Regions from separate parts of the Homo sapiens genome. Here all the other regions are linked to region 3. The links are chromatin loops, found by intact Hi-C in ENCODE. Cell type or tissue: mammary epithelial cell. All regions are shown on one strand. Each heading gives the region's core, and the rest is flanking DNA. Links, peaks and the distances in the headings are about the cores only.

Region 1 (5,143 bases), core at 480-4,479, 190 kb after region 3:
GCCCCAGAGCCAATGCTAGGGCCATCAGGTGGCCCTGGTAGCCAGTGGTTCCAGGACCAGCATCAGACACTCGGTGTTACTGTGGACAGTAGCTTTGTACAAGTTCCTAGCGAGGTGATTTCCAAAATATTAGATACCTTTAAAGACAGAGATGAGGAAGACTGAATTGGGATCTGGCTTTTACTGTCCGCCATTTAACCTTCCTCACACCAAGCTTCAAGGCAACAGGGAGCGTGAGACATCCGTGAGCAAGAAGCCAGGCTGCTCAGCCACTCGTGGGCCACGTCCCCTGTCCCCTCGCAGGGCTTGCAGTTATCACACTCAAAGTTAGCCCAGGTTGTTCTCTAGGCGTTGTTGCCAAGCTCATAATTCCACATGTTCACGGTCAAATGTATGTTTAGATACCTTAAGTTGCTGCTAACATCCTGAGGGTAGCTTCTGGCTGTAAACAAACATAATTCTGATCACTGTGAGACTCATTCTGTTCTTGGACAGCCCCTTGGGGTTCAGTGACATGGACTCCAAGTTCACCATCTGATGTATGGGCTTCTGCCACTGGTGCTGTCATCTGGCACCTTCCTAAAACCTTCCCATTCGTACATGACCCCCAGCACCTGTTCTTTTTCTCCCGTAGCTTTCCTTTTCTTCTTGGCGTCAAATTCGAAGCCACTTTCATACCCTTTTGTTTTCTTCACGACAAAATATGTTACTGATGTTACTGTTATATCAGCTTGGTTTGTTCAGAAATCAAAACAGTGACATCTTTCTTCCATCTGGTGGAAAGATCATCAGAACCCAGCTAGGTGGTATCAGTGAATATTTCCATTTCCCAAATAAAGAAACTGAGGCTCAGGGAAGGGCAGTGACTTGCCTGTGGTCATAGAACTGGCAGAGCTGGGATTCAACCCCGGTAGCACTTCAAATCTGGTACTCTTCCTTCTTGACTGCACGGGGCTCCAAATCACGTGAATCTGTGTTTAACTGATCAGTGTTAAATCACTTCGGTTTGTTCACAAACCAAATGGCCACCATTCTGCCCTTTTCTCCTCTCAGCTGCCTTCTTCTCGATGCTCTTAAGCCCTCACTCACGGCCTGTGGGGTTACTGCAGGGACTTCTACCACCGTCTCCCACGTCCCATCTCAGCTCCTATCTGTGGTCAGCACCCAGGCCTCCCTACAGGTCTTCTCAGCCACGACAGCCTTCTCCCAAGGAACCTGGGCCTCTGCGAAGCGGCCTCCTGATTCCCCACAACTCCCCTGGAACACAAAGCTCGTCTTCTCCAAGGTCCAGCTAAACCCTGCTTCAGAATATGCTTAAACAGCCAACCTTTTTAGCATGCAGAACTCCACAGCTGTTTAGAAAATCTTCCTAATGCAGCCTGTTTTCAACAACGAATCTGTTCAGAGAAGGTAGAGAAAGCATAGGTTATGTCTAAATATTTCCCTGGAGTGTGTTACTACTTCAGAGTATTAGCCTGCAGCTCCAGGGGCCTCCTCTGCATACCTTTTGACCAGCATTGCTAAAAAGTAACAGAAATGGCTTGTTTGGGTTTCACCTTCTTTTTCTACCCATCACTCTTTAGCAGGGAGGGGGATTAATGAGCCGTGAAATGGCTACATTTGAGCAGGGTAGGGTTAAAGCAGAGAAGCCATGTTCTTAAATCACCTCTGCAGGACTGTGGCTGGCTTGGTTTTGTACGGATTTCCATGAACCCCAGGCATACATTGTTTATTTTTGTAGACAATTTGTCCATCTGCTTTTGGCTTAATTATCGCTTCAGGAAGATCAGTGGAAAAGATGTATTCAGAGTCCAAGGTCATGTCTGTTCCTCAAGGGAAGTCTGTGTGGATGACAATGCCCTATGGAACTCTTTTGAAAAGCCCCATATGACTCTTCTCTTTCATATACCAGCCAAATGGCCCAAACCTCTCTGTGCCTCAGTTTCCTCACCATAAAATGGGTACAATGACAGTACCTACCTCGTAGAGGTTTGTGAGGACTACATAGGCTGACTGTTGGAAAGTGCTCCGAACAGTGAACAGTCTAGAGTAAAAATGTCAGCTGCTGTTCTAGCTTAGTCCCAACCAGGGGTCAAAGCTAATAACCTGAAACACTCTCTTGTGGACCCTCTGCAATGGGCTGGGCCTAACAGGTCCGCCAATACACAAATTTGGAACACTTTCCTTTAAGCAAGTCAAAGGGAAGGGAATTGTCCAACCAATCAGTGATTGAGTTTGTTCCACCACCCTGTAGAAAGGAAAATGGAATTCGATGTGCTCTTTCGACATCTTTGGAACTCTGCAGTCAGGACTTTCCCCATGGGAGGTGAGCTCCCCGTGACAAATGAGGGAGCTGCCCTCTCTCCCACTGAGATGAGTCATTGTAACCCAAAACAATCTCAAAATCTTTGACATCACTGCCGCTTGCAAATCTGTGCCTCCAGCCAAGGGCCGGTGGATGCTACTGCCTGCCACCTCGTGTTCACCACCAGAACTGCACGTCACTCCGAATCTGCTGACCTCATACCCTGGCATAGAAACAGTAAAAAGACCAAACAAAAACGTGTCTTTTTTGGACCCAAGGTTGAAATCTGATTTTAAAACAGAGACATTCAGTAAGCATTAAACATCTTCCTTTTATAGCTTTCTCACAGACCTACATTGACAAACTCACCCCTTCCCTCCATAACCTTTACGCCCCTGAGTCACAGTAGTTGCCCTGAATTGCTTACGCAGGTCTGGCTTATCACCGACAGTTGTCCTCAAAACACTTGGTTCAAATGTTACCAGAACTAAATTTGGAGGAGGGAGTCCTGGCATTCCAGAGCCCTTGCCTCATTTTCTAGCGCGATCCCAGCAGATGGTCTGATGTATCTCATCAGATGCTGAGCGCGGGCCTCACTGGCCCAGCCCTCCTTTCCACAAGTCTGGTGGTCTCCTTTTTTATGACTCCACTTGAGAGGCCTGGGAAACATTCTCCCTGATAATGCAGGTGATAAAACCAGATCATCTGGTGGAACGAACAATCAGAAATTCCACTGGGCGGGCACAGGGCTTGGAGAAGAGTTGAGATTGCGGATGATGTTTTCCGGTAGATGAAGGTGACTGAAGGAATTGAATGGAGGGTGGAGGGGACTAAAGGAGAGGGTGAAGTCCTCCACAGCATGACCCACTGCTGCTCGGCATCAGAAATTGGGAAGTCATTATAATGGTCAGAAACGTGGTCTAAAAATAGAAGATTCCATGTGGGAAGAACATGAATTTCGGAGCCAGGCAGAGGGGGTAAATAGCAGTGCCATAACGCATGTGTTTAACAGACAGCACATGGAGTGTGTTCTGTGTGTCAAATCCTGCAAGAGATGCCGGGGACAGAGTGTGAATGAGGCATGGTCCCTACCTCCAAGGGCCTCGCGGTCTCACGTGAAATGTGGGTACAGAGATGTAGTATGGCAGTGCCCTGCAGTGTGCCATGGGGAAGAAGCCCCGGCCGCCTCCTCCAGTTGTGAGGAGGGGAAGATGCCCCCAGAGAGCCCATGCTTGAGTCACATCCTCTAGTGACCCTGAGAGCCTCAGGCAGCGAGGGCTGCGTGTGCCATGGCCCTGAGGTTCCAGAGAAACTGGCCCAACCGCTAGGCACTCAGTTAGACTGGAGAGTGCAGTGCACTGTGCCAGCGTGGGAAGGGGTGTGCCAGGGCAGTGGGGGACAAAAAAACGCAAAGGCTATGGCGGGGTGGCTCGCAGAGCCTGCAGAGCTGACACAGTGGCTTGGGGGCAAGGCAGACAGGTCTCTCAGAGGCCCCCTTACCTTTGCTTCACAAATGAGACATGAGCCAGCAGTGCTTGGCGGTGGTGAGCAGCCGGGACTGTGATGTGGGACCCTCAGCATGTGGGACCCTCAGGGCTTGGGGAACGGTATTGCTGCATGCAGAGCACCACTGGGTCCAGGTGCTGTGGGTGAGAGGCTCATCTCTCTGGGCTGCCCCCTCACCTGTCTACGTGAGAATTAGACACACTCCATGGCTCCCAAACCTGCCTGTGAATCTTAAGTGCTTGGGGGCCTTGCTGAAAACATCAACTCCTGACTGGGCAGTGGCTCATGCCTGTAACCCCAGCACTTTGGGAGGCTGAGGCAGGAGGATGACTTGAGCCCGGGAGTTTGAGGCTGCAGTGAGCTATGACTGTGCCACTGCAGTCCAGCCGGGCAACAGCAAAACCCTGACTCAAAAGATATGTATTCCATATATATAAATTCCCTGTCCTTTTGTGGGTCATCAGCATGATGCTGGGGCGTTCACACTCGTGTGAGACATGCCTCTCTCAAACCTTGTTAAGATGTCAGCACATGACCCATCTCACATGAAAAAATTAAAAAGAAAAAAACAAGGAAAAAGAAAAATACATATATAAATTCTTCCCAGGCTCCTTCCCTTGACTCCCAAACTGCTAGACCAGAAAATTCACAAGGTCTGAGACTCCCCGTTGTTGGTACTTTGGCGGCCAGCCCAGGCCAGTCCTGGGACAGGGACCACTTCAGAACGATCACCCGGAACCCTGTTAAAATCCAGGACAGGAGAGGGCCCAAGTGCCCTGCCTGATTGCTAATGAGCCCCCAGGTGACTCTCACGCTGCCGACCCCCCCGATCTCTCTCAGATGCCCCAGATGCTCTCTGAGGTCCCTTCCAAGTCCAACATCTTATGAAGCCTTTGGGAAAATAATCAGTTACCAATGGCAAAAAGCAGAGATGTAAATGTGAAAAGTGATATTATATTGGTCTAATTTCAAATGGCTATCACTGTCTATAATCTGTAAGACTCTTGCTAGGGAATGAGGCTTGTGTTTGCGTATTAAGCAAGACAAAGGTTGTTTTTGTATCATAATGTATGAGAAGGAAATATTCTTTTATCCAAAATAAAATGAATCCATACTCTAGGTAAGAACTTTGGAGCCGTGTTTCTCTTTAGTTTCTGTATGGTAGAATTTTTTTTGTTAATTATCTTTTTCCCCTGTCTTTCTGTAGCAGCAGCACTCTGGGGGAATCTCAGATGCATTGTGCTAAGTGAAAGGAGCCAGGCTCAAGACTCCACACTGCGTGGTTCTATTTCTGTGAGTGTCTAGAAAAGGCAAACTACATGGAGGGAGAAA
Region 2 (4,577 bases), core at 578-4,577, 85 kb after region 3:
GAAGGGAGGAGCGGGGAGTAGAGTGGTAGGTTCAGCGTGGGATAAAATCAATGGTTTAGAAAATCCACCCATGAGTACGTAAACAATATGACCATAGCAGATACAGCAAATACAAAATTAAACAGCCTTTCATGAAGAAAAAACAATAAGGGCAATTCATGCCTGGCACACAGCAGGTGATGTCTGGATGTACAAATGCAGGTGAAGTGTGATTCAGACAGTGCAAAGGAGAGGTAAGCCAACAGTCACTTCCACTGGCTTCTGAATGAGGATCTGATCAAATCCACAGCATCTTATCATTCAAAATGTGCTTTTAAATTATGTTTTGCTTGGATCAGTATTGAAGCTATTTCAGTGTTATGGTACATCTAACAGCTGATTTTGGAAGGAGGTAAGCCAAAATGTTATTGATGGCATGAAAAGTGAGACAAATTTTAAAATTAGGCAGATTCAGTTTTTAAGTGATTTTCTTGTATACCCATACATCATCTGCACATTAAGCACTTTTCTCTAATTAAGCCAGGGAAAATACAGAGTAATGATAATATCTGTGAGGTCAGCTGTGATCAGAAGTGCCCACAGGCTGCATCTCTTAAAAACAGTCCATGGCACCTCAAGGGACACTGCAAAGACAGTGGCCGGGAATGTAATTGAGCTTTAGGAAATGATTAAAGGGAAGTAAAATCATCTCCAACTCAACATTAATGCGTTTGATTTCCCGGGTGAGAACAGGATTTGCGTAACTGAGTGGTTCTTTCTTTCTACAGTCCTGGATGTTTGGAAAGCCAGCTCTTACAGTTAGCTTTCTTTGCTTTGCTAACATTATCCATCAGAAAATCGAAATGCAAACAGCTCCTATTTCCCAATGAAGAACTTTCTCTGATTTACCTTACCATCATCAGGCTTCACCATCTCACCTTGGAAGCGTTCAATCTTTTGGTCAATATTTCTAGACCAAAATAAAGTGCTCTCAAGCCTGTTCTTTGGAAAGTATTTTGTCATCATTACCAAAGAGTGTTTAAATAACTGGCTATGAAGTTTGGGGAGACTGGGCTGGGAGGTACAATCTGAAGTTAATTGCTGATGTAATCATTAGTCCTTTCAATACCCAGTGGAGAAGCTGCCTCCAGGGAGATAAGCTCTCAATTAGGAGACGTGTGTGTATATCACCAGTTCTCTCTGGCATGTAACAGTTAACAATTTCTATACAGTTAAGTGGATTTAGTGAGTATCATTCTTCCAGGAGAGAAGTAAAATTTTTTTTTAAAGAGGAAAACAAAGAACAAGATTAAGAACAGTAAAAGAATAAGTATGGAAAATCTGGTAAGTAGCAAAAATCATTTTTAAGCATTTGAGGGAGAAACTGCAAAATCTGTTCAGAAGCCACACCTTCCGGCCTGTGGGACTGCATGGCTGTGACACTGAGCAACAGCTGAAGTCTTTATTCTCTCGGAGGGGAAGGAAAAAAGGAAACAACAGTCAGTCCAGGCTTGTCCACGGCTGGAAGCCTCGACTCCTGCAAACCTCCTGCAAACCGATCTCCCAGATCCTTTCTGGGCAAGCACATAACCAAAGGAAATGAAAACTAGAAAAACAATTTGTGCATGGAACAATGACATGGAGTTTCACTTTGGTTTCATGCTCAAATATGAATGTGGTTATAATTTTTTAAAATATATATTAATAGAAGGCAACGAGTTGAGGATGGTGGCTTCTTCAAGCCGGGCGTCCAGAAGAGCCCCACTTCTGCCTTGGAGCGCGCCTTAGGCAGCAGTCGTGGGAAAGCTCAGATACAGCTGTTTCCAGGCAAAGGGCCCAGAGCTTTTCAGCCTCAGCCACCAGGGTCTCCAGACAAGGAGAAATACGCCCAAAGCTGCTCCCAGGGGCTAGGAGCTCGGAGCTCCCAGTGTGGGTCTCTGAGCAGCGCGGGGTGGGCGCTCCCGGCCCTCCAGCCCCCAACTCCCTCGCGCACCCGGGACGGGTGAAGGCGCCCAGCTGCCGAGCATACCCGCGACGCGGGTTCAAATCCCGCCGGCTCCCAGGCACCCTCACCCCGCCACAGCGCGGGCTGTTTCTCCTCCCTTCCCCGGAGGAATTCCTTAACTCTCCAGTACCCATACCATAACAAAGGAGGCTCGGTCCACCAATGCGCGATCGTAGCCTACAGGGACCCCCAACGAACCCCGGCCCAGAGAATGCACCTGGCCGTGCCACGCGCGACCCCCGAGGGGCAGGCGGACGGGTCCAGGCGCGGACAAAGGGGCCTCTCGGGGCGCCCAAGCTCGGGGCGGGACGCCGGGAGCGGAGCTGGCCGGGAACTCACCTTCGCAGCGGCCCGGCTGTGCTCCTCGTGGAGCAGAAGGGCGGCGGGCAGCAGCAGCAGCCAGACGCTGAGCCGGGGCCCCATGGTGGCGCGCCCGAGGCGGCGAGGGACGGCTGCCCGGCGTGCGGGGGCCGCGGCGGACAGCTAGCTCTCGGAAGGCCGGACTTCCAGCGCTACGCACCGTCCCGGGTGCGGCGGCTCCAAGCGGAGACCTGAGCGCGGCGGGCCGAGCTCCCCAATTTGTTGGCGCTGCCCCCTCCCCCCCGGCGGTGCGCGGGCGGCGCCTCAAAGGGGAGGACCCTGCGGCGCGGGTAAGAGGCGGCGGGAGCGCGCGGCCCGGGAGTGTGGCTGCAGTGCGCCGGGACACCAGGGCTCCGCGCTCCGCACTCAAGAGGCTCCCGCGTCCCAACCCCTCGCGCCCGCGCGTTCGCGGATCCAGGCCGAGGACCGAAAGGGGCCGCCCGAGCCCCCGGGGCCGGCGCCCAGAGAGCCCAGCAAGGCCGGCCGCCCTGCCGGTGTGCCGCCGGCGGGTGCTTCTGGAAGGGCCAATGCGTTCGGGCAGCAGCCCCTGAAGCCGAGCCCGAGGTGAGAGCGACCCCCGAGCGGCGCCCAGACCCTGGCCCGAGAGCACCGACTTGGAGCGCCTTGTGCAGGCTAGGGCTGCACGCTCTCCTGCTTGGGAGTAGAAAGGGGGAGGGTGGGAGAGCGAAGACCGAGCTCCTCGGCCAAGGAGCACCCACAGGGGCCTAACGGGAGGCTCTCCTTCTTTCCGGGTCGTGGGGGGGACGGCCCTCCGGTCACCCCTGCATGCGGGCCGCGCACCGCGCTGTCCCCGCGTCTCGCGGACCGAGACCGGCGGTGAGGATGGGCTGCCTCCCTCATCCTGCGCTAAACTCGCTTTGTCTGTCGCCTCTAGGCTAAGTGGGACTGACCGGGGCCCAGAGTGGACGAACCGCCAGCATGGGGAGAGACCAGCGCGCGGTGGCCGGCCCTGCCCTACGGCGGTAAGCGACTTTCTGCCTGGTCCCCGTGGGTCACGCGCGCATGGACCCTTCGGTGTAACTCTCGGGGACTGACAAGCCGGGCCCGCACGTTCACGTCTCTCTTCCTCCCTTTCCCATGCAGGTGGCTGCTGCTGGGGACAGTGACCGTGGGGTTCCTCGCCCAGAGCGTCTTGGCGGTAAGTCCTGGCTCCCGCGCTTGGACTTGCGCGCCCGAGAGTGGTTGGGACGTTTGAGTGGCCTTGGAGAAGGCAGCTCGTCCGTGCGCTCCCGAGTGTGTGTGTGCGTGTGGATGTTCGCCAGGCTGCCCACCAAGGTTCTGAGAAAGCTTGCTCTTCCCTCATCATGCTTTCCACCTTTCCTTCCCCTTGGGTTCCCAGCGTCAATCCTGTGTTTTGCAAGCGTCGGCCTTTCACGGGAACTGGGAACTTAAAATGTAGCCTGAGGCACCGTTTTCGTTGCTTTGGGCAAAGCTGCAGCCGTAGAGGCCAGGAAAGTGTGTCAGTCACTAGGCAGTGAGACGCCAGGCTTAGGGCGAAAAAAGTTTTCCTGGAACTCGGGAGCTGGTGGGGAGTCTCTGTCACGGACTGAGGGTTTTTTGTGTTTTTAAATGGGAGTCTCTGGGTAAAGGGGCGGGGCGAGGAGGCGAACGAGACAACCTTAGTATTGTTTGAATTGAAGCATTGCGAGGGAACAATGGCAGAAAAACCGCGTTTTCTCCCAAGTCCTGTTCCGGCCCTGGAAGAGCTGCTCCGGGCGCCACACTGGGATCCTGTTCGCCGAGCCTGCCCCTCCACGCCGGCCGTGCACAGCCCTGCCGATACCGTGGGTGCAGCTGGCGACTGCACTGCGAGGCTTTGTCCATTTTATACGTTTTGTTTAAAGAGTAGGAGCCACTTTTACTGAGCTTTATGTAACCATGGCTAAAATGAAGAGGTTTGGTAGGTGAATTCGGTGCAGGACTCAAATGTTTAGACAGGAGCTGAAAGCGGAGGGAGCTTTCGAGATGTCCGCTGTCCCTCCTCTCCTTACTGTGGCCGATGGAGTAGCCCTGCCCTGTGGCAGCCGGGGCCCAGGTGGATTCCTCCTGGGAACGACCCCTCCCTCCTCAGCGCGCACTGTGCCAGAGCAGTACACAGGTACAAAGGGCAAACGTGTTCATGATTTCATTTGAATTCTGTTGTTTTTACATCGTTCTGCCCTGATGTAAAACAAACCAGGATTTTAAAGGCAGTGAGTGATGAGGAGCTACT
Region 3 (5,143 bases), core at 731-4,730:
GTGCTCACTCTCCTTTGCTCTATGAGACATACAACTGAACTCTTAAAAGGATGTATATGTGTTCACTAGAAGTATGTGAATGAAATTTAACAGTGTGGATTGTTGCACTTAGCAGCTACATTTATCATTACTATTATTTCTTGCATTTAAATATTTAACATTAAAGCAGCAAAGATTAAACCAATCATGCATAAAAAGCGTGGCTGCAAATCTGTATCTTCTTCCCGAAATTCTCATTTTCTCCCTCCAGCCCAGACGTCTAGCTTGAGACAGTGAATATCAGGAAATGTGTGCAGTGGCCCTCCATCAACTATGTGGGTATACGCAAGAGCTTGAGCAGCACATACAGACGCACCTCAGCTTATGATGGGGTATGTCCCAATAAGCCCATTGTAAGTTGAAAATATATATATATATGTATATATATATATATGTGTATATATATGTATATATATGTATATACATATGTGTATATATATGTGTGTATATATATGTATATACATATGTGTATATATGCGTATATATGTATATATATGCGTATATATGTGTATATATGTATATATGTGTATATATGTATATATATGTATGTATGTATATATGTGTATATATATGTATATATGTGTGTGTATATATGTATATATATGTGTGTATATATATGTATATATATGTGTGTATATATATGTATGTATATGTGTGTGTATATATACACATACATACATATACATATATATATATATATATTTGAGGCAGGGTCTCACTCTGTCACTGAGGCTGGATTGCAGTGTTACTATCTTGGCTCACTGCAACCTCAGCCTCCGCAGTAGCTGGGATTATAGTAGTGTGCCACCATGCGCCGCTAATTTTTGTATTTTTAGTAGAGACGGGGTTTCGCCATGTTGGCCAGGCTGGTCTTGAACTCCTAACCTCATGTGATTTGTCCGCCTTGTCCTCCTAAAGTGCTGGAATTACAGGCGTGAGCTACTGCACCCAGCCCAATAGAAAATATTTTTAACTCAAAAACACATTTAATACACCTAACCTACCCAACATCATAGCTTAGCCTAGCCATCCTTAAACATGCTCAGAAAACTTAAACACTGGCCTACGTTAGGCAAAATGGTCTAACACAAAGCCTGTTTTATAATAAAGTGTTTAATATCTTGTGTAATTTATCAAATTCTGTATCAAAAGTGAAAACCAGAACGGCTTGTGGCTCCTGACTGGCATTGCAAGAGTTGCCTATCGCACAATGCTAGCCCAGGAAAAGATCAAAATTCAAAGTTTTTATCTTTTGAATTTTGATCTTTCAAAATCCATGACTTTCAGATATCATGAGAGCTGTTCTATTTCTAGGAGACTTCGGGACTTGTCCTGCCTCTTCTAAAGCACGTGGGGTTGTTTGGGCAAGTTCCTCATTTCATGGGCCTCCACCGTCCTCCTTCTGACTATCATTAGCTTGGTTCTGACTACTCCCAAGGCTGCCGATGATGGAGATGAGCAAATCTGTGTGAAGAATGGGAGAGAACTCAGTGCTGGAGTCTCCTGGCCGAAAGAACAGTGGCTGGGGTCTGAGGGGTGGGAGCTGGGCTGGATAAACTAGAAGTGAAAATGCCTTCCTCCGTATGGCCAAGCCTGGACTACAACTTTTATACTGGACTTCTGGCCCCAGGATTCTTGAGTGGAAAATCCCAAGCCCTCACGATAAGGTCCATGTGATGAAGAAGGTCCACCCTGTGCTCAGCGAAAGCCTGCCTGCAGCTATAGCATTTAATGCAGAATTGTCTCCAGGTGTCCATGTTCAAGGAGAGATTTCTATTGGACAAATCCTGATGTTGAAACATTATCTGAGCCCATGATGAATTCTGGCACAATTCTAGGCTCAAGTATTCTAATATGAATTTTAACATTCACTATGAAGTTGACTGACAGAGCTGAACACTCAAGTCATATGTAATCCAAAGCTAGAAGGCGATGGTTACAAAGGAGATGCACAGTGAATATTTCTGATAGATCCACATTTACAAAGAAATAAAACCATAGATATTTTCTGATCCATGAAAATCCACTTTGCACATCAGCTTAAAAGAAAAAAATGAATTAAAAAGAGTCCTTCAGAAAATACTTTCTAAAGAACTATCATTCAACACAAGAATAACTCAAGGGGGCCCTCAGTATGGTCTTCTTATAAACAATTTAAAAGTTCCCCGAAAGCCATCCAAAAGCAAACAAACCATCTGACGTCCCCGATCCAGTAAAAATGTTCTAGGAGAACTGAGTGCTGATAAATTACTGGCAGCCAAAAAAAATCTTAAAAATTTCCAAAGGTCTTTAAATCTTACCAAAGTTCCAGACATTTGTCCATGATGAAAGTGGAGACTCACTCATGGAAGCGCACAGTAAAGCTGTGAGCAGCAGCAAAGGTCTCCAGAGGCAACTATTATCTTCAAGAGTTTTTTCTTATCTTTTTTCAGAAAAAACAGTCCAAAATGCTCTCATTAATTCTTACTCCAAAGCAGTACTCCGTTTCAAATATTGTTAAACAGAACCATTTTAAGTCAGTCCCCCAGAGCAGTCAGATTTCCACGTTGGAAAGGAAGAAAAATATGATGATGATCTTTTTCCAAAGGCTTGTGAACCTGCTCAGTCAGATTCCACGTGTGCCTGCGCTCAGGCAGCGCGTCTGTCATCAACAGCTTAATTCCGTTTTCGCATCAAACCACACCAGCAGACAGTGCGTTCTCTGGAAACACTTGTATTTTCCTGGCTCCGGGCTCCATCAACAACACATTCAAATGCCCATGTGAAGGGCCAAGCTCCTGGTCGGGGCGTCCGTAGACACCCACCCTTCATCCACCTCCAGGCACCTGCGACCCACACAGCAGCACCCCAGGGCCCTGGCACCCCTCAGCACATTCGAGAGCGCTGCCTTCATGTGAAACAGGCACATTCACACCCTCCCCGGCGGGCCCTGGCACCTCAGACACACCCATGGGATCTCAGCCAAGCACCCCCTTGTTGAAGAAGTACTCAGACACTGAATGATCTGGAGAAAACCCAAACTCTGGCAGACAGTGGATCCAGCCCGTGACAGGCCCGGGCGGAGGAACCAACGGCCTCAATCAGGGCTTGGGTGAGGAGTCTCCGTGGGCTGCAGCTGCTCGCCACTAGAGGGAGCTCTGGGACTATACATTTTCCCCCAAATAAACTAAACCTCCCTGGTGGACCTTAAAGAATTAAGGCTTTTTCAGGCCGGGCGCGGTGGCTCACGCCTGTAATCCTAGCACTTTGGGAGGCCGAGGCGGGTGGATCACGAGGTCAGGAGATCGAGACCATCCTGGCTAACATGGTGAAACCCCGTCTCTACTAAAAATACAAAAAATTAGCCGGGTGTGGTGGCGGGCACCTGTAGTCCCAGCTACTCGGGAGGCTGAGGCAAGAGAATGGCATGAACCAGGGAGGCAGAGCTTGCAGTGAGCCGAGATCGTGCCACTGCACTCCAGCCTGGGCGACAGAGCCAGACTCTGCTTTAAAAAAAAAAAAAAAAAAAAAAAAAAGAATTAAGGCTTTTTCCTAAATATTCATTGTAGTAATATATTACTATTAAAATATTAAATATTCAGTGCCATTGAACACATTCTGTGGGCGGAGTGAGAGAAATCACTTTGATATGGCCTAAAAGAACTCTATGGTAAATATTTTTAATTAGGATTCAAAATTTAATTAAAATTAAATATAAAAACTAGTAACCTGAATATCGAGGCTATTGCGTTACAGGTAAATGCGGTCAGCCTATAAATAATGAGAATGATGGATATTTTCTGGATAGCATTTTCACATCCATTTTATAAATTGGGAGAGTATTTGAATCTAATGACAATACAGAAAAAATAGCAAATTCAATTTTTAAAATAGCTGTATGGAAATAGAAAATACTGAAAAAATTACATTCTACAAAGCATGCATAAAATAGATACAAATGTAATCACAGGGAGGTCTCTAAGAAACCACTGCTAAACATCCCACTGCCAGTAAAACTTATGTAAAGGTTCTTCTTTGGTCTTCTTCCACTATAAGTTTATAGAAAACTTATGCATTAAGGTAATTTAGTCCATTCTCCTGAGTTTTGCCAATTCTAAAAGAAAAAAAAATCTATCCAGTTTTTTGGATCCCAAAAAAGATGATAACATTCTCTCCTTTGCTTAACCTATCAGCATGAACACTCATTAAAACCAAAATCACAGATGCCTCTTTCTAAACCTACTACCTAACATTCTGTTTCTCAAATATATATTTTTAAAAACATCTTCAAAACGAGAAAAACAGTACAGAAAACAAGTGTTCTGCTACAGGCTTGGAACCTCACTTGCTGCAGCTATGGACGGTGTGGATGGTTGTGCATGTTGCACACTGCAGCAATCAGAGGCCAAAATCAGCCACCGAAGCTAGGTGTTGGCACAGCAGGAGGCCTTTATCTAATATGACAAAGCTGGAAAAAGCCCAGTGGTAGCAAAACCATCCTCCAAATAAGTTGCACAGAGCTCTCTGGGGGTTCCTGCCTGGGTGACACCCCAAGGATGGCAGGACACACCAAGCAAGAGGCAGCCTCCGTGTAGACTTTAGAGGCTTGGTACTGACCTGCCAAGAGTTGGGAAGCCAACTGAGGAATGTCCCTCAAGAGAGCCCTAACCCAGGGCAGGGGCTGAAATGCCCAGTCACCACTGCCAACACTTTGGTTAACTTTTGGTTTTGGATTTTACTTACTCCATTAAAAAAAATATATATGGAATACTATCCTCAAAGACCTAGAAATGCACATGGCATAAATGAATGCTTCCAACTTGAGCTCCAGCCATTGCAGGAATGATCACACTTAGGAGGTGCTGAGAGTCTGCACATGAAATCACGCCTCTGCTCACCAGCACAACCGTCTTTTTTTTTGAAGTTCCATGAAATTTATCACAATTCTAGGTCATGACTTAGTTAAAAGATTTGGGGTAAGAAGAAAGACTGCAGGAACATAAATAATTGATAACAAAATATCAATAAGAGGTTAGCTCTCTTCTGAGTTTGTATAAGAAAAAAATATATATGTTTTTGAGATGGAGTCTTGCTCTGTCATCCAAGCTGGAGTACAGTGGCATGA
Region 4 (5,143 bases), core at 427-4,426, 600 kb after region 3:
TACCAATTAATCCCCTTAAAAGTAGTCTTCATCAGCCTCTTCTTCCTCTTCTTGTACAGCAAATGTTTCCTCAAGGATCAACACTAAAGAAAAATAATACATAATTCTTACTAAATGTTTTATTATTGTTCCCCTTATGTTGGAAATAGATTATACATATAAAAGAGTACATAAAATTTGCATATCTGTTTAAGGAAAAAGAATAAGGACAAACACCTGCATATGCACCCCCGGGTGACATGCCCCTACCTGTGGGCACCCTGACCTGCCCCTGCACAGGAGGCACCACCTGCAGGGTATGCAACAATTCCTGTGCTTTTCCTGTGTGTTTTCCACTATGTGTGTCTCAGTGGAGAAACGTCCTGCTCGGTTTTGTTGTTTGTGAACCTTACACAAATGGCATCTTACATTACGTAGTCTTCTATGACTTCTCTTTGCTCAAGATACATCATGTGAATTCAAGTGGCTTTGTTTCATTCTGTGTCACTGCTATAGAGTGTTCTAACACAGAACAGACCACAATCTATTTATCCAGCTTACTACTGATGGAGATGTTTGTGTTGCTTACATATTTTTACTATTACAAACAATGCTGGTGTGAACATTCTTCTAAACATCCCTATTACATAAGGGCCAGAATTTTTCCAGGCATACAACAAAGAAGGGCTATTATGGGCCATGGAACGGACATGCTCACATCTACCAGATGACACCCAGTTCTTTCCAAAGTGGTCACCCGAGTTTCCACCTTCCCCAGAATTGAAAACGAGTCCCTTTTTTGCTACATTCACATTTCTGCCAGCATTCGCTGTCGCCTGATTTTTAAGTATAAAATGGTAGCTTATTGTTTCCTTTTCTGTGAATTGTCTGGTGGGGATTTTTGAGCACTTTTCTATTAGGTTGTTTGTCTTTTACCTTGTTGACTGATATGAATTCTCCACATCTGCTGGATATGAATGTTTTGTCAGGTACATGCCCAGGCATTCTTTTCTACTTCCTGGCTCGTCTTTTTAATCTCTTGGTGGGATGGTGTCCTTTGATGAGTAGAAGTTCTCAATTTTAACATAGCTTAGCTTATTGGTTATTTTCATGATTGTGTGTATGTATGAGTGTATTAAGAGCCCTCCCTGCTCTGAGGTTTAGGAGATAACCTCTACCTCATCGTGTAAGAGGTTCATAATGGCTTTTTTTTTTCACATCGAAGTCTTTAATCCATGTGGAATTGATTTTTTAAAATATAATGTGAAGTAGGGATCGAATCTCATTTTCCTTTGTTTAGTGCATTGCCTCAGTACTGCTTATTGAGTAGTGTTTATTTGCTGTTTACACACTTATGCATATGCCATTATTAAACACGGCAGACCTGTTTTAACGGAGGTCTGTTTTCTGGGTGAGAGTGGGCTTGGCCTGCTCTGCGGCACTGCCCGTGTGTTCGTGGTCTTGCCAAGCTGCTTGTTCTAAAGACTTCGCTTTTGGAGTTGTCTTGAGCTTTGAGAGGGCACAGCCCCAACCATGTCCTTCCTGAAGAACAAGGGTCCTGGCTGTACCTGGTCCTTCATTTATTTCCATATAAATTTCAGAATCAGCTTTTCAAGGTCCATAAGAAAAGAAATCTGTGATTTAGATGAAATTGTATTGACTCTACAGTAGGTGTTTTTACTTTGTTATTGTTGTTTCCTTAAAGTAATCTTACTCAAAAAGAAATGTAAGCTCTGCGTAGAAAACAGTGAAACACGGGGAAATAAAGGAAAAAAGAAGCAGTTACTACATCACCTCGACTGCCCCCACCAGACAACACTGCTAGCATTTTAATGTCTTTTATCTTTAATATATATTTTATTATATATAAAATATCTAATAAATATATGCATACATAGTGTACATTTGCATACCCATGTATTTACAGATGCCACACACCACGTGTTCCCAGCTCTAAGAGGCCTGTTTGTCCCCATTTTACCACCTCTGGATTCAGGACACGCCTGGCTGCATTGTCTCCTTGTCTGCATAGAAACTTGTGGGACAGAAGCCGCTGGCAGACGTTGGTGGGGACCCTCACAACGCCCCCAATTCAGGCCCCTGAGGCCACAGGAAAGGATGTGGCACAAGGAGGCCAACCATGCAGTCCTGCTTGGAGCGGTGACTGGGAAGACAGACGTACCCTGAAGAAGCACAGAGGAATCGAGACCAATTGTTTTTGCCTTATTTTCCTAGTTAAGTATACAAAGGAGTGATATCAATAAAAACCTATGTCTAAATAAGTAAAAACTGCTCTTTTGACAGGTACGAAATGAAAACTCTGTGTTGAGAGCAGCTTTCTAGTTTGGGGGACAATCTTGATCTCTCTTAGCTGAATGGGAGTCTTCGATTCTATGAAGGGCCAGACGCATTGCTGGTGGGTGGGTTGGCACAGTCCACTGCAAGCCTTCACCAATGGCACTGGTGCCGCCGCTGACGCAGGGAGGAGAGGGCTGCTCTGCGGATTGACCGGTTGGAGGCAGGTGCAGGTTCCAGAGACCCCCATGCTCCCCAATGCTTGGGAGGCGCTGTGGTTTGACTTGAATGCTGCTGTGGAGTTATTGGTGGCTCCCCCAAGCATAGTTCACAAATGAACTGAGGTTTGATGTTGTTTTAGGTACCATACGTGTTATTTTCTCAAAAATATGTCCTGGAACGTCCCTGCCTCCGATGGCTTTCTTTGGGGACATGAGTTCCCTGGCATGTGGGTGGCAACACTGCCCCCTGCTGGTGTTGGGCAGCATCATCAGGCACCCGGGCAAAGGCTCCAGCCTCAGCCTCGGCCGTAGGTCACAGCCGATTGGACACAGAACCTGAGATTTTCCTACAAAGTTTAAGATTTGAACTGAATACCATCCAGAGGTGTGATCCTAAAGCAATGGCGACATTGCTACTAGGTTCAAGCAGAACTTACTTTTTCCCTACTGCTCACCAGGTATTAAATATTTAGTGACATTTCTGTTACCTGGCATTGTAATTATTTCAAATGAATTCTTGTGTTCTATATTGTTTCGTTTTTATTGGACTATGTTTTTCTTTACATGTATTGTGGATACCTTTGTAAAGACTCATCCAAATTTATTTTTTTGCTCCATATTTTGTAAGAATTTTTAGTAATGCATTTGCCTTGTCAGTATGAATCTTATATAAATTTATTCTAATTCATTTCATATTGTGGCTTGCTTTCTATTTACTGGCATTTCCTGAAATACAATGTCTATATTTGCTTTTATATGATATGTGAAGTACTTGTAAATTTACAAGTAAATTTATTGTGTTTACTTGCAGCCTATATACTTGTATTTATAAACACAACATATTTCTTGTTAGCTACGTGGCTTTCCATTTTTCTTTTTTGGGTTTAGTAGAAAATTACCACATATCTAAAACTTATTATCTCAACCAGATTCCAATATACAATATAACTTTATTTATGCCCGTGTTTTCCTATAATATCTCTTGAAAATAGCTTTCAGTACATAAATGCTTAAGGTTTTTTTTTTTCAAAAAGCGTCCTGTGGGTTGGGAGGCACTGATGTGTCCCCAGTGCCAGCAGGTGTGTTGGCTGTTGGTGATGGGCCGCTAATCCAGCTGCTGCCGGCTGACTGTTACCGTGGGGATGACTTTCAGGTGTCTGATGGCGTTGTCAAGCAGACTCTGTGGACACAGGGAACTTAAGGACTGCCTCGCTCTGAAGTGGTTATCTCTGCAGTTAATGTTTCCACCGAGGACTCTGCTTCCAGCCTGTCCATCCTGCCCACCTAAGAAAACCCTTAGAAATAAGGGGTGAGTCCCTCGAGGATTTAACTGTTTAGTTGTGAAATGGGCACGTGGCGTCCAGGGAACACAAGCAGCAGCGGAACTGGACAGCAAGGGCTTCGTGGGGAGCTGAGTGTCCTCTGAGGGTGGTGGCTCCTGCAGGGAATGACTTACGGGTTCAGGGTCCCTGATCTGGGAAGGCCCAGCCCCATGCCCCGTGTGCTCTCTGGGGCCCACTTCCCATCCATAGTGGACTGGTTCAGGCTAGACCCTCTGCAAATCTGGAATAAGGTTTGCCTTCTGCCTTGGTGGAACTGAGAGGTGACAGCATGCTGGCAGTCCTCGGAGCCCTCGCTTGCTCTTGGCACCTCCCCTGCCTGGGCTCCCACTTTGGTGGCATTTGAGGAGCCCTTCAGCCCCCCCACTGCACTGTGGGAGCCCCTTTCTGGGCTGGCCAAGGCAGGAGCCCACTCCCTCAGCTTGCAGGGAGGTGTGGAGGGAGAGGCGCGAGCGGGAACCGGGGCTGCGTGCGGCGCTTGCGGGCCAGCTGGAGTTCCGGGTGGGCGTGGGCTTGGCGGGCCCCGCACTCGGAGCAGCCAGTCAGCCCTGCTGGCCCGGGGCAATGAGGGACTTAGCACCTGGGCCAGTGGCTGCGGAGGGTGTACTGGGTCCCCCAGCAGTGCCAGCCCACCGGCGCTGTGCTCGATTTCTCGCCAGGCCTTAGCTGCCTTCCCGCGAGGCAGGGCTTGGGACCTGCAGCCCGCCATGCCTGAGCCTCCCACCCACTCCATGGGCTCCTGTGCAGCCCGAGCCTCCCCGACGAGCACTACCCCCTGCTCCACGGCACCCAGTCCCAACGACCACCCAAGGGCTGAGGAATGCGAGCGCACGGCGCAGGACTGGCAGGCAGCTCCACCTGCAGCCTCGGTGTGGGATCCACTAGGTGAAGCCAGCTGGGCTCCTGAGTCTGGTGGGGACGTGGAGAGTCTTTATATGTAGCTCAGGGATTGTAAATACACCAATCAGCACCCTGTGTTTAGCTCAAGGTTTGTGAGTGCACCAATCGACACTGTATCTAGCTGCTCTGGTGGGGCCTTGGAGACCCTTTATGTCTAGCTCAGGGATTGTAAATACACCAATCAGCACTCTGTATCTAGCTCAAGATTTGTAAACACACCAATCAGCACCCTGTGTTTAGCTCAAGGTTTGTGAATGCACCAATCGACACTCTATCTAGCTGCTCTGGTGAGGCCTTGGAGAACCTGTGTGTGGAAACTCTGTATCTAACTAATCTGATGGGGACGTGGAGAACCTTTGCATCTAGCTCAGGGATTGTAAACGCACCAATCAGTGCCCTGACAAAAAC
Region 5 (5,143 bases), core at 458-4,457, 370 kb after region 3:
GGCTTCATGTGCACACTGGTCCCCATGTCTCTCACCTCTCTCTAAGAGCAAAGAAACCACTCCTGGAGGCTTCCCTCCCTCACAGCTTGGTGGCTATGGTTGCTACAGTGATGATAAAAAGCCACTCGTTCATCACAATCAGCAAGGGAAATGGGACCGCAGTGCTGAGGTTGGGCCCGTCTGGATTTACCTCCAGACCCGGAGGAGAACCAGCCTTCCTGCGTCAAGTGGCAGAATTCTATCTATGCCAGCCAGTATGAAGGTTTTGGGTGGCCCCCCAGAGCTGTTCTTCCTCCTTTCTCAGGACTCCAATGGCCTAACATGCGTGGCTCTGGGCACCTGAGTTGTGTTTCCTGGACCCGCCAGATCTAAGCGGGTCAACACCAGAAACTGCGCGTGTTCATGTGGTTATCCTCCAGCATCTTGCAGGTGCCCCGTGCATGTAAAGCATAGTCACATATTTGCTTAAATGAATTCAGTAGCCTTCAACCTATTGATTCTGCCTCTCAAATGTCTAATTAAATCTATACCCACAACCATATCACGATGGTCCACATTAGAAACTTCATCAGGCGCCAAGCTGGCTACCTAGAGTGTCTCTTAATTTCCGCAGATGCAGAGCTGCAAATGTTTCTTGCTCTTCTGAGCACTCCTACATTTGATTTATTCATTTGGCATTTTGAAGTGAAGGCAAGACAGTGTTATTGTTAACTCCGTGCTTTTCTTTAAAATGTTTCTTTGCTGGCTGGGGGTGGCGGTTCATGCCTGTCATCACAGCACTTTGGAAGGCTGAGGAAGGATTACCTGAGGCCAGGCGTTCAAGACCAGTCTGGGCAACATACTGAGACCCTATCTCTACAAATCAAATAAAATAGGTCAGGCGCCATGGCTCACGCCTGTAATCCCAGCACCTTGGGAGGCCGAGGCAGGCGGATCACCCGAGGTCGGGAGTTCAAGACCAGCCTGACCAACATGGAGAAACCCTGTCTCTACTAAAAATACAAAAATTAGCCAGGTGTGGTGGTGCATGCCTGTAATCCCAGCTACTTGGGAGGCTGAGGCAGGAGAATCGCTTGAACCTGGGAGGCAGAAGCTGTGGTGAGCCGAGATCACGCCATTGCACCCCAGCCTGGGCAACAAGAGCAATACTCTGTCTCAAAAAAAATAAATAAATAAAATGAAAAAAGACAAGTAAAATAAAATAGCCAGGCGTGGTGGGGTGCCATCTGTGGTCCCAGCTACTTGGGAGGCTCAATGGGAGGATCACCTGCGCCCTGGAGTTCAAGGCTGTGGTGAGCCAAGATCACACCACTGCACTCCAGCCTGGGTGACATAATAAGATCCCATTTCAAAAAAACAGATAAAATAAAAATATTTATTTGTGATCCATCTAAACCTATATGAATTTCTGTACTCTTATTTATGTTTTCTTTTGTTTTTATTTTTATGTACTTATTTATTTATTTTTAAAAACAGGGGGCCTCATTCTGTCGCCCAGGCTGGAGTGCAGTCACTGCAGCTTCAGACTCCTGGGTCTAAGCAATCCTACAATTTCAACCTCCGGAGTAGCTGGGACTAAGGCGCACGCCACCACACCCAGCTAACTTTTTAAGATTTTTTTTGTAGTGATGGGGTCTCGCTATATTGCCCAGGCTGGTCTCTAAATCCTGGGCTCAAGCAATCCTCCTGCCTTGGCTTCCCAAAGTGCTGGGATCATAGGCATGAGCCATCATGCTCGGTTTATTCATGTTTCTAATTGTCCTCCCATCTTCTAGAGGGAAGTTAATATAACTTTGATATTTGAATTTTTACTTCGTGATTCATGTGGCATACTGAGTATGAAAATCATCTTCCTCCCTAAAGGCCATCGTTTTTTCTCCCCATGAACATTTATGCCAAATACTGTTTTGAATTTAATATTTCCACATCCCCTAAGCAGAACCCAGTCTGACTTCTCTCTCTTTTTTTTTTTCCCTGCCTCTGAGTCTACTATGAGAAATGATTCTGACTCATAAAATTGATGTATCTATAGAACAAATGGCAGTTGTGGCCCCTCCTGAAGATGACTCTTTGGGTTTCCACACTTTCTGGATTGGACTTGAATTCCTTGGTGTCATTTTCAGGGCCTCCTGCGGCTTTGCCCCACATATGCCTCAGACCCATGCAAATCAAGTCCTGGATTTTCTGGCTATTTTTACTCTAACACAGAATATAAATGTTAGACATAAGCCTTTAACAACGCCCAGCGATATTACTTCCGTCAAGAAGGAAAGATTGAACGAAACAATGGAGAATCAACAATCCCAGGCTGGGCGCGGTGGCTCACGCCTGTAATCCCACCACTCTGGGAGGCCGAAGCGGGCAGATCACCTGAGGTCAGGAGTTCGAGACCAGCCTGGCCAACAAGGCGAAACCCCACCTCTATTAAAAAATACAAAAACTAGCTGGGTGTGGTGGCATGTGCCTGTAATCCCAGCTACTCAGGAGGCTGAGACAGGAGAATTGCTTGAACCCGGGAGGTGGAGGTTGCAGTGAGCCAAGATCGCATCCCTGCACTCCAGCCTGGGTGACAGAGCAAAACTCCTTCTCAAAAAAAAAAAAAAAAAAAAAAAATTCCCAAAGGTCTATGATCCTTTCATTAATAAGATAGAATTACATAATTCTTTATTGGTTTAAGTTTTATCTTCATCAGAAGTTCTACTTGAAGGATCAGACCTAAATACAAACCATCTGATAATGACAGCTCTGGGCTAAACTGCAGGGCCCCTGGAACAGAATGTCATCTGAAGGAACTCAAGTTGGGGACATTTCCCAACACAGTCATCCTAGAGACAGTAGAGGGCACTACAGGCAAATATTAAACTAAAAAGTAAATGTCCCGTCAGGAAACAACTTGGAGTATTAGGTGTCGTACGTAATACAACAATGTAAAATTTCTCATGCTCAAAGCTAAATGAGTGTTTTCTGTTTAAGTTCTTAATGTTCTAGAGCTCTACTATTCAATATGGCAGACACCAACCACACATGCGTATTTAAATTTAAATTAATGAAAATGTAATAAAATTTAAAATTCAGCTCTTCAGTTGTACCAGCCACATTTCTTGTGCTCAACAGATATGTGGCTAGTGGCTACTATATAGGACAGTGCGGGCACAGAACATTTCCTTCATCACAGAAAGTTCTAGTAGACAGCACTGCTGAAGTCTCAGTTTCCATTATATATTACAATAGAAGGGGATTAGAATATGCCGCCTCAAGATATGCCACTTTGGCATAAAGATTATTTTGAACTGGAAGGCAATTGAGAAAAAGTAGACACAGGAAAGGCTCTCTGCCCTCCCCTCTCTGCCTAAAAGCCGGGCATAAATTTCTGTCATGGGGGTGTCCCCATCTCTCATACCGGGAAGGGAAGAACAACATCATCACTGACAATGGAGATGGCACCAGGATGCGTCTGCGTAAACTAGCTTTACTAAATAACCCTATAACCCTTCCCTTCTGTTCATTTTCCTCATATGCTCCTTTCCACAGTTTACCACCTCTAGAAGCCCAAACTCTTTTTCCTTGGTCTTGTCCTGTCTCCACAATTTATAGCCCTTTGTTAAAAGGGCATAGAACCCCAGCCCCACGGTTTTTGTTGTTTGGTTTTTTGTGGGTTGTTTTTTGTTTGTTTTTCATTTTTTGTTTTTTTTTTTTTTGAGACAGAGTCTTGCTCTGTCACCAGGCTGGAGTGCAGTGGCATAATCTTGGCTCATTGCAACCTCTGCCTCCTGAGTTCAAGCAATTCTCCTGCCTCAGTCTCCTGAGTAGCTGGGATTACAGGTGCATGCCACATGCCTGGCTGATTTTTGTATTTTTAGAAGATGGGGTTTCACCATGTTGGCCAGGCTGGTCTCGAACTCCTGACCTCAGGTGATCTGTCCACCTCAGACTCCCAAAGCGCTGGGATTACAGGCATGAGCCACCGCGGCTGGCCCCCAGCCCCATGTTTAACTGCTCCTGTGGGTCTTCATTTCTTTCCTGTGAAGTCCTCCATGCACACAAAAAATTAAAACTTATTAAAATATTAACATGAAGGCCAGGTGCAGTGGCTCACGCCCGTAATTCCAACAGTTTGGGAGGCCAAGGCCAGCGGATCACTTGAGGTCAGGAGTTTGAGACCAGCCTGGCCAACATGGTGAAACCCCATCTCTACTAAAAATACAAAAATTAGGTAGGCGTGGTGGCGCATGCCTGTAATCCCAGCTACTTGGGAGGCCGAGGCAGGAGAATCGCTTGAACCCAGGAGGCAGAGGTTGTAGTGGGCCAAGATCATGCCACTGTACTGCAGCCTGGGTGACAGAACAAGACTCTGTCTCAAAAAAAAAAATTAACATAAAATATAATTTATATGCCTTTCCTCCTATTAATCTGTCTTTTGGCCGGGCGCAGTGGCTCACGCCTGTAATCCCAGCCCTTTGGGTGGCTGAGGCGGGCAGATCACCTAATGTCAGGAGTTTGAGACCAGCCTGGCCAACATGGTGAAATCCCCGTCTCTACTGAAAATACAAAAATCAGCCAGGTGTGGTGGCATATGCCTGTAATCCCAGCTACTCAGGAGGCTGAGGCAGGAGAATCACTTGAACCCGGGAGGCAGAGGTTGCAGTGAGCTGAGATTGCGTGACTGCACTACAGCCTGGGCAATAGAGCAAGACTCCACCTCAAAAAAAGAGAAAAAAAGAATCTATCTTTTATCAGTGTGATTCACAGGCCCCAGCTACAGTACCTAAGAAGACAGAGGAAACCATTTTTTTTCCTGCCCTACACAATTCACTAAGAGTAACTGAGAAATAGGAACTATTCTAGCATGGAGGCTGCACTCCTCAGCTTATGGAGACTGTCATGTATACCAATGACATCTGTGGAAATGAAGTCACCTGGCTTCTAATCAGGTGAAGTCACCTAGCCACCCTTCTCTAATTTTCACTTTGGAGAAAAACTTAACAAAAGGTACAGGGGAGATATTTGTCTCTGTATCATTTACAACTTGCTGTATACAAATTACAGACTACTGAGAATCCTCGAGAACATTACTATGCATCTTAAGAGAGCTTTTTAATTATTTATTATTTTTTAGGAACAGGGTTTAGCTCGGTTGCCCAGG
Region 6 (5,143 bases), core at 674-4,673, 220 kb after region 3:
GGGAGCCAATGCCAGGCTTTGCCGTAATCACACCCAGCCTTTCATAACATCAGTTACTGATCGGAGTACTCCCAAAGGCGGCACACCTAGAACAAGAGCTATCCAAATGCACCCCACCCAGAGGCCACATTCTAGTTCATGGCTTAGGAAAAGCAAATATTGTAAAGGGACAGAGGCTAAAGCAGACATTATCGTTCAAAAGTAACCCGTTTCCACCTACCCCATGTGATTAAAGTGCTGCTGTTAATTTCCTACCATGTGCTGGTAAAATTATAATTATCTTTAGTTTTCCATCTTCAACACAAGGGACTTGTAGTATTTAAAAGTGCATTTCCAGGTGCCTGTAATCCCAGCAGTTTGGGAGGCCAAGGTGAGTGGATCATAGAGGTCAGGAGTTCAAGACCAACCTGGCCAACATGGTGAAACCCTGTCTCTACTAAAAATACAAAAAAAAAAAAAATTACCTGGGTGTGGTTCATGCCTATAATTCCAGCTACTCAGGAGGCTGAGGCACGAGAATTGCTTGAACCTGGGAGGCAGAGGTTGCAGTGAGCCAAGATCGCACCACTGCACTCCAGCCTGGGAGAGACAGTGAGACTCTCTGTCTCAAAAAAAAAAAAAAAAAAAAAAAAAAAAGGGCAGTTCCACAGAGCTGCTCCCTGGAACTCCAAAGTTAATGAAAGACAAGATGCTGTGTAAACAGTGGCCACCTGGCAGCTCCAGGGCTGGGGCCCAGATGTGAGGATGGTGAGGCGTCAGGCTTTCATTTCCCAGCTTACTTTCTGCAGTTGCAACAACTTGCGAAGATGCAGATATTTCCAGTTAAGTGGGTTACAGGGAGGCAGTTTACTCAACTATAGAAATGGGAAATAGGCAGACATACACAAATGACGCAGCCGCCGTGCTTGTGAGCACCGATCTGCACCACAGCTATGTCCGCCCTCTGCCATCCCACTGGCCAGGTGGCCATCACTCCATGACTTTCATTTGTTCCCCACCCAACACCTCCCCCTAGACACCAAAAGCCCCTCCAAGGAGCAACTGCTCGGTGACATAAACAGTGCATCAAAATGGGAGGAACCAGAAAAGAAAAGATATCCTGGGTAGGAACTTGCCCTCCTCTACATAAACACAGAATTGGTTGCCTGTCATCCCCACTGAGATTGTCAGAACTTCTATTAGTTCCAGCCTTTTCTAAAAAGGAATGGAGACGTAGCATTTATGAATTTGGTTATATTCAATTTTCTGATAAATTAGAGATGGTTTCGTCTCCTCTTTCTAGGGGAAACATATCTTTAGTAACTGAGCAAATGCTGTCCACAGTGTTATTTTATAATTTTGAAATAACTCCACAGAGTTATTTTATAATTTTGAAATAACTCCACAGAGTTATTTTAAAAAGTGTTCGTTGAGACCTAGTCTCCTTTGAGGAATACATGCCACACCAACACGCGTCGTGTTGTGGGAAGTCCCCCCTCAATAGGACCATTGTCCTCTATGAGGACTGTCCAGGACTTCAGGGATGTTGCATTTGCACAGGCTGCAGTGTCGATGACTTGGACTCACCAGATGCAGCCTCAGTGTTCCCTGTGGCTGTGTGTAGGTTTCCTCTGCAAAGCTTGAAGTGGCAGACATGACCTCAGATTGAGTTCTTTTATGGAACTCTCACTGTCTTTAGTCTTTTATACTAAATCGCATCTCATTTGCAGGCTGGCAGGGTTTCTTTGCAGAGGCGCCTCTTTCAAGAGGCACATGCGTTCTATTTAGCCTAACAGGTGCTCCCTCGGCCACTGCAATGAAAAGGGTACAACAGGCAAATGAAGAACAGAAAGATAACAGGCCAGTTCACACCACGAGAGACAGCAGACTGCTTTTAAGCTTTAGAAACATGCATCTCCCTAAAAAAGCCTAGCCATACATTCTTTTCATCTGTTTGTGTCAGCTAGTCCCTGAGGACTTCTGCCCAAGGACTTTCCTTACTCCAGTTATTTCCACCCTTGAAAAACATAAAATCAACCTTGTACTTCTAAAATTGCATAATCAGAACTTCCTATGAATCATATATATGACCTCACTGAATTCAAATGAGTGATAAGTTATTAGATTTGGGGGAGGGCCGGGGAGAAAGGAGGTTGCAGTTTCAAAGCCCTTCACAGTTATCCATTCTAAAATAGTGATCTGCATGTCAGTCTCCTGACCTCAGCTTTCCCTAAGGGTGGGCTCTGTGGTGAGCTTGCTAGCAGGAGTACAGACCTTGCCTGGAAGCGGGGTCTCAGGGAGCCCGGCGGAGCCTCCACTGGGTCCTTCCCGGGGTGGTTGCCAGCCTGACTCTGGGAGCGCCTGGGTGATTCCTCCTTGGCCATCCCTGCGCCTCCCCGACCCTGTTGTGTTTGCCACTGAGAAACAGAGAGGAAAAAGTTTTGATCGTCATTTTGACTTAGGGTTCCCGCCTATCTGGGTTTCACTGCCAGTGGTCTCAGATGAACCCTGAGGGTGCATTTTCTCCTTAAGTCGTGCATAACCCTCAGCCTCCCCCGAGTCAGTTGACCTGTTGACCTGCCGCTGGGAACTCCCCTGGAAAGTTTTAGCTCATTGCTTTGGCTCTTGGGGTTCCAGCTGCCTCAGAGGAATCCTGAGTGCTTCTTAAGTTGTCCCCCTTCCCCAATGGGTTTTCTATAATGCCCAGTGCATTTCAGATGGTTCAAAGTGCCCATGCTGTCTTGGACCCTTCAGCAGAGATGGCAACACGTGGTGTCTGGGGTGCTTGTTTTGTTTGCTGAGGATGCCACAGCATAGGTGTGTGATGCTCGTGGCCCAGAGTGAAGCTCAGATTTGACAAATTCCAGGGCACCCTCTGAGCTGGCCAGTCTGTGGCTGTGCTCACAGCTCCCACTGAGTGTCCAGCTGCCAGCTCCTGTCATGCCAGGTACTTGAGGATTCCTAGCTTAGCTTATGACGTGGCCTCTAAACAGGACCTCATTTTTAAAATCACAGAAGTTTGTCTTTACTTTTGAGTCTTCAGCTCCACCTAGCGTGAGAGAAAGTCCGGGTCCAAACCACAGGACCACAACAACACACACAAAGTGAAGCCCGTCTCAATTCAGTCTAAACAACATGACTTTCAGCACACCTGCTCCTGGGTGTCAAGATAACCTCGAAAGTAATCAGAGAATGGACCTTTCTTATACCTGTGGCATCTGGCATTCTGAATTTTGAGAGCTGAACCATGCATGTTCTTTAAAAGAGGGAATACATTGCTAGATTTTTAGAGAGCTTTACTCTTCTGTCCAGATACCTCATGATATGACTCAATGATAAACTTTTTCTTTCAAAAAATGTTCAAGGGAATGAGAAAACAAAACTTAGTGTTATAGTTGTTTTCTATTTTTGAAACAGGGTCTTGCTGTGTTGCCCAGGCTGGAGTATGGTGGTACCATCACAGCTCACTGCAACCTCAAACTCCTGGGTTCAAGCGATCCTCCCACCTCAGCCTCCCAAGTAGCTGGGACTGCAGGTGCCTGCCACCATGCCCGGTTACATTATGTATTTTTTGTAGAGGCAGGGTTTCACTATGTTTCCCAAGCTGGTCTCAGACTTCTGGGCTCAAGTGATCCTCCCACCTTGGCTTCCCGAAGTGCTGGGATTACAGGCATGAGCCACCATACCCAGCAGAGATTTTTTTTAATGAAGAGAAAAAACTCTAACTTAAGAAACCTTAATGCGTCTATTTTGGTACTAAATGAAGATTTTCAAAACCTACCCTGGGAGAGAGTTTCAACAGTTGGTTCAGGTTGTCAACACCTGACCCCACGATCAATCATAAAAGCAACCCGACACTCATATCTTCTGTAGGAGAAGAGGTGCCCAGCATCCTCCGCAAATGATCCCTGCTGAAAAGGGGAACCTGCACCTAGGGCAGCCTCCAGCCCTAATGACTCACGTGGAGGAAACGTGGGGTTAGAAGAACAGATTGTACAACACCACGGGGGTGAGACTGACTGCAGCCCACCACAAAGAACATCTGCAGCACAGATGACCCAGTGTCTTCAACAACCACAAAATGATACTAAAAACATAGAAAGGAAGAAGGGACTATTGTGAATTAAGTGAGAATTCAGAGGCATAGCATCCAAGTGTTATATTTGGACTTTTTTGGCTCCTGGTTCTAGCAAAGCAACCTTAAAAAGACATTTTTGAGACCCAAGTCAGGGAAAATTGAGCACAGACTGGGTTAATACATGACTTTAATAAACTGTTGTTCATTTTGTGAGATATAATAATGCCATTGCAGTCCCTTTTTGGAGTTATACATCAGAGACAAAAATTAAAAGCAAATATCTTTCTTGCAGGGAAGCCGAGGCCTGGATGGCTATCAAGGGCCTGATGGACCCCGGGGACCCAAGGTGAGCCCGTTTCTCATGTCTTTGCCACTTATGGTGTCTCGCCCACCCTGGCTGGCCTTACTCCCCTCTTGATGGTGTCCTGTGGAGGCATCCCCTGCCCTAAAAAGTACAAGATCCCCAAATACACGGCCTCTGACACTGGACAGACGAGGTGGATGGTGACCTACGAGCCACGTGTGCTCCCTGCCAGGGAGAAGGGTGCCACCTGCCACTCAGGGCCACGTAGGGGTGCGCTCAGGCACAGAGGAAGCCAGCAGCCCTGGGGAAGGCAGGCCTTGTAGTAACAAGAGGGTGCGGTGCCCCTGGTTTCCAAGGGAGGATGTGGCTTGTGTGAGTAATTCCTGGGCTTGCAGGGAGGGGAGACCATTAGGTGGAAGACCAGGTGGGTGCTGCTGGTCTAGCTGAGAGGGGAACGCACCCGTGGGGAACCTGGGTGGGGGCACATCTGGAGAGGACTTCTGAGCCGGGTGAGGCTCAAAGAGGTGAAGGTGGTGCGCGGGATGCTGCCTTATGACAAATGCTGCCTTACGACACAGATGGCGCTCCACGGGGGTCCTGCGGCCGCATCATCTCCCAGCCCACCCTCGCCAGGCGGCTCGGCTATCACTACCCAAAATGTAATAGTCTGAACTACAGAAAGCACAGTCTCCTGGCATTCGACAAGGATTTCAAAATGAGATGAGCCCCTGCCTGTCTTGTTCTCTTTGGGCACCTGTGGCTGGTGGCTGGGATGCCAGGCT

Evidence for each region. Peaks named below come from ENCODE experiments on the same cell type or tissue, not always from the same donor. Only the 100,000 strongest peaks of a DNase experiment are listed, where the experiment ranks them.
Region 1: a loop joins it to region 3, with 12 times the contacts of the local background. A loop is called at or near these places in 94 of 110 quality-filtered maps.
Region 2: it touches region 3 in a loop (2.7-fold over the local background); 44 of 110 quality-filtered maps call a loop at or near these places.
Region 4: it touches region 3 in a loop (23-fold over the local background); 14 of 110 quality-filtered maps call a loop at or near these places.
Region 5: it touches region 3 in a loop (10-fold over the local background); 4 of 110 quality-filtered maps call a loop at or near these places.
Region 6: it touches region 3 in a loop (17-fold over the local background); 52 of 110 quality-filtered maps call a loop at or near these places.

The regions. Positions count from the first base shown.
Region 1 is chr13:110,409,950-110,415,092 of GRCh38, forward strand. All of the region lies in intron 4 of COL4A2 (collagen type IV alpha 2 chain), which reads left to right. LOC124903267 (small nucleolar RNA U13) reads left to right here and starts at 4,256; the gene lies at 4,256-4,357. RefSeq lists a silencer at 2,253-2,547. In mammary epithelial cell, for the core only: a CTCF peak has its summit at 2,473 (motif pointing left); a DNase peak (open chromatin) is centred at 2,362; H3K27ac peaks cover 1,008 bases.
Region 2 is chr13:110,304,621-110,309,197 of GRCh38, forward strand. It overlaps COL4A1 (collagen type IV alpha 1 chain), which reads right to left and starts at 2,537. Exons shown (of 52, transcript NM_001845.6): 1 at 2,324-2,537. The coding sequence starts at 2,407. COL4A2 (collagen type IV alpha 2 chain) reads left to right here and starts at 2,664. Exons shown (of 48, transcript NM_001846.4): 1 at 2,664-2,908; 2 at 3,240-3,327; 3 at 3,449-3,503. The coding sequence starts at 3,284. RefSeq lists enhancers at 2,293-3,126, 3,127-3,959. In mammary epithelial cell, for the core only: no CTCF peak of the experiment used is centred there; DNase peaks (open chromatin) are centred at 2,571, 3,671 and 3,811; H3K4me3 peaks cover 3,235 bases; H3K27ac peaks cover 2,572 bases.
Region 3 is chr13:110,219,245-110,224,387 of GRCh38, forward strand. All of the region lies in intron 2 of COL4A1 (collagen type IV alpha 1 chain), which reads right to left. Among named protein-coding and RNA genes, the nearest start is that of COL4A1, 85 kb to the right of the region's middle. In mammary epithelial cell, for the core only: a CTCF peak has its summit at 3,152 (motif pointing right); a DNase peak (open chromatin) is centred at 3,167; H3K27ac peaks cover 311 bases.
Region 4 is chr13:110,816,884-110,822,026 of GRCh38, forward strand. LOC105370362 (a long non-coding RNA gene) reads left to right here. Exons shown (of 2, transcript NR_158538.1): 2 at 1,907-3,183. Among named protein-coding and RNA genes, the nearest start is that of LINC00567, 6.4 kb to the left of the region's middle. RefSeq lists a silencer at 2,774-2,843. In mammary epithelial cell, for the core only: a CTCF peak has its summit at 2,736 (motif pointing left); no DNase peak of the experiment used is centred there.
Region 5 is chr13:110,590,834-110,595,976 of GRCh38, forward strand. No RefSeq gene overlaps it. Among named protein-coding and RNA genes, the nearest start is that of NAXD, 22 kb to the right of the region's middle. In mammary epithelial cell, for the core only: a CTCF peak has its summit at 2,828 (motif pointing right); no DNase peak of the experiment used is centred there.
Region 6 is chr13:110,441,480-110,446,622 of GRCh38, forward strand. COL4A2 (collagen type IV alpha 2 chain) reads left to right here. Exons shown (of 48, transcript NM_001846.4): 17 at 4,350-4,403. Among named protein-coding and RNA genes, the nearest start is that of COL4A2-AS2, 19 kb to the right of the region's middle. RefSeq lists enhancers at 3,014-3,063, 3,134-3,323, 4,488-4,988, 4,989-5,143. In mammary epithelial cell, for the core only: a CTCF peak has its summit at 3,034; DNase peaks (open chromatin) are centred at 2,042 and 3,012; H3K27ac peaks cover 1,783 bases.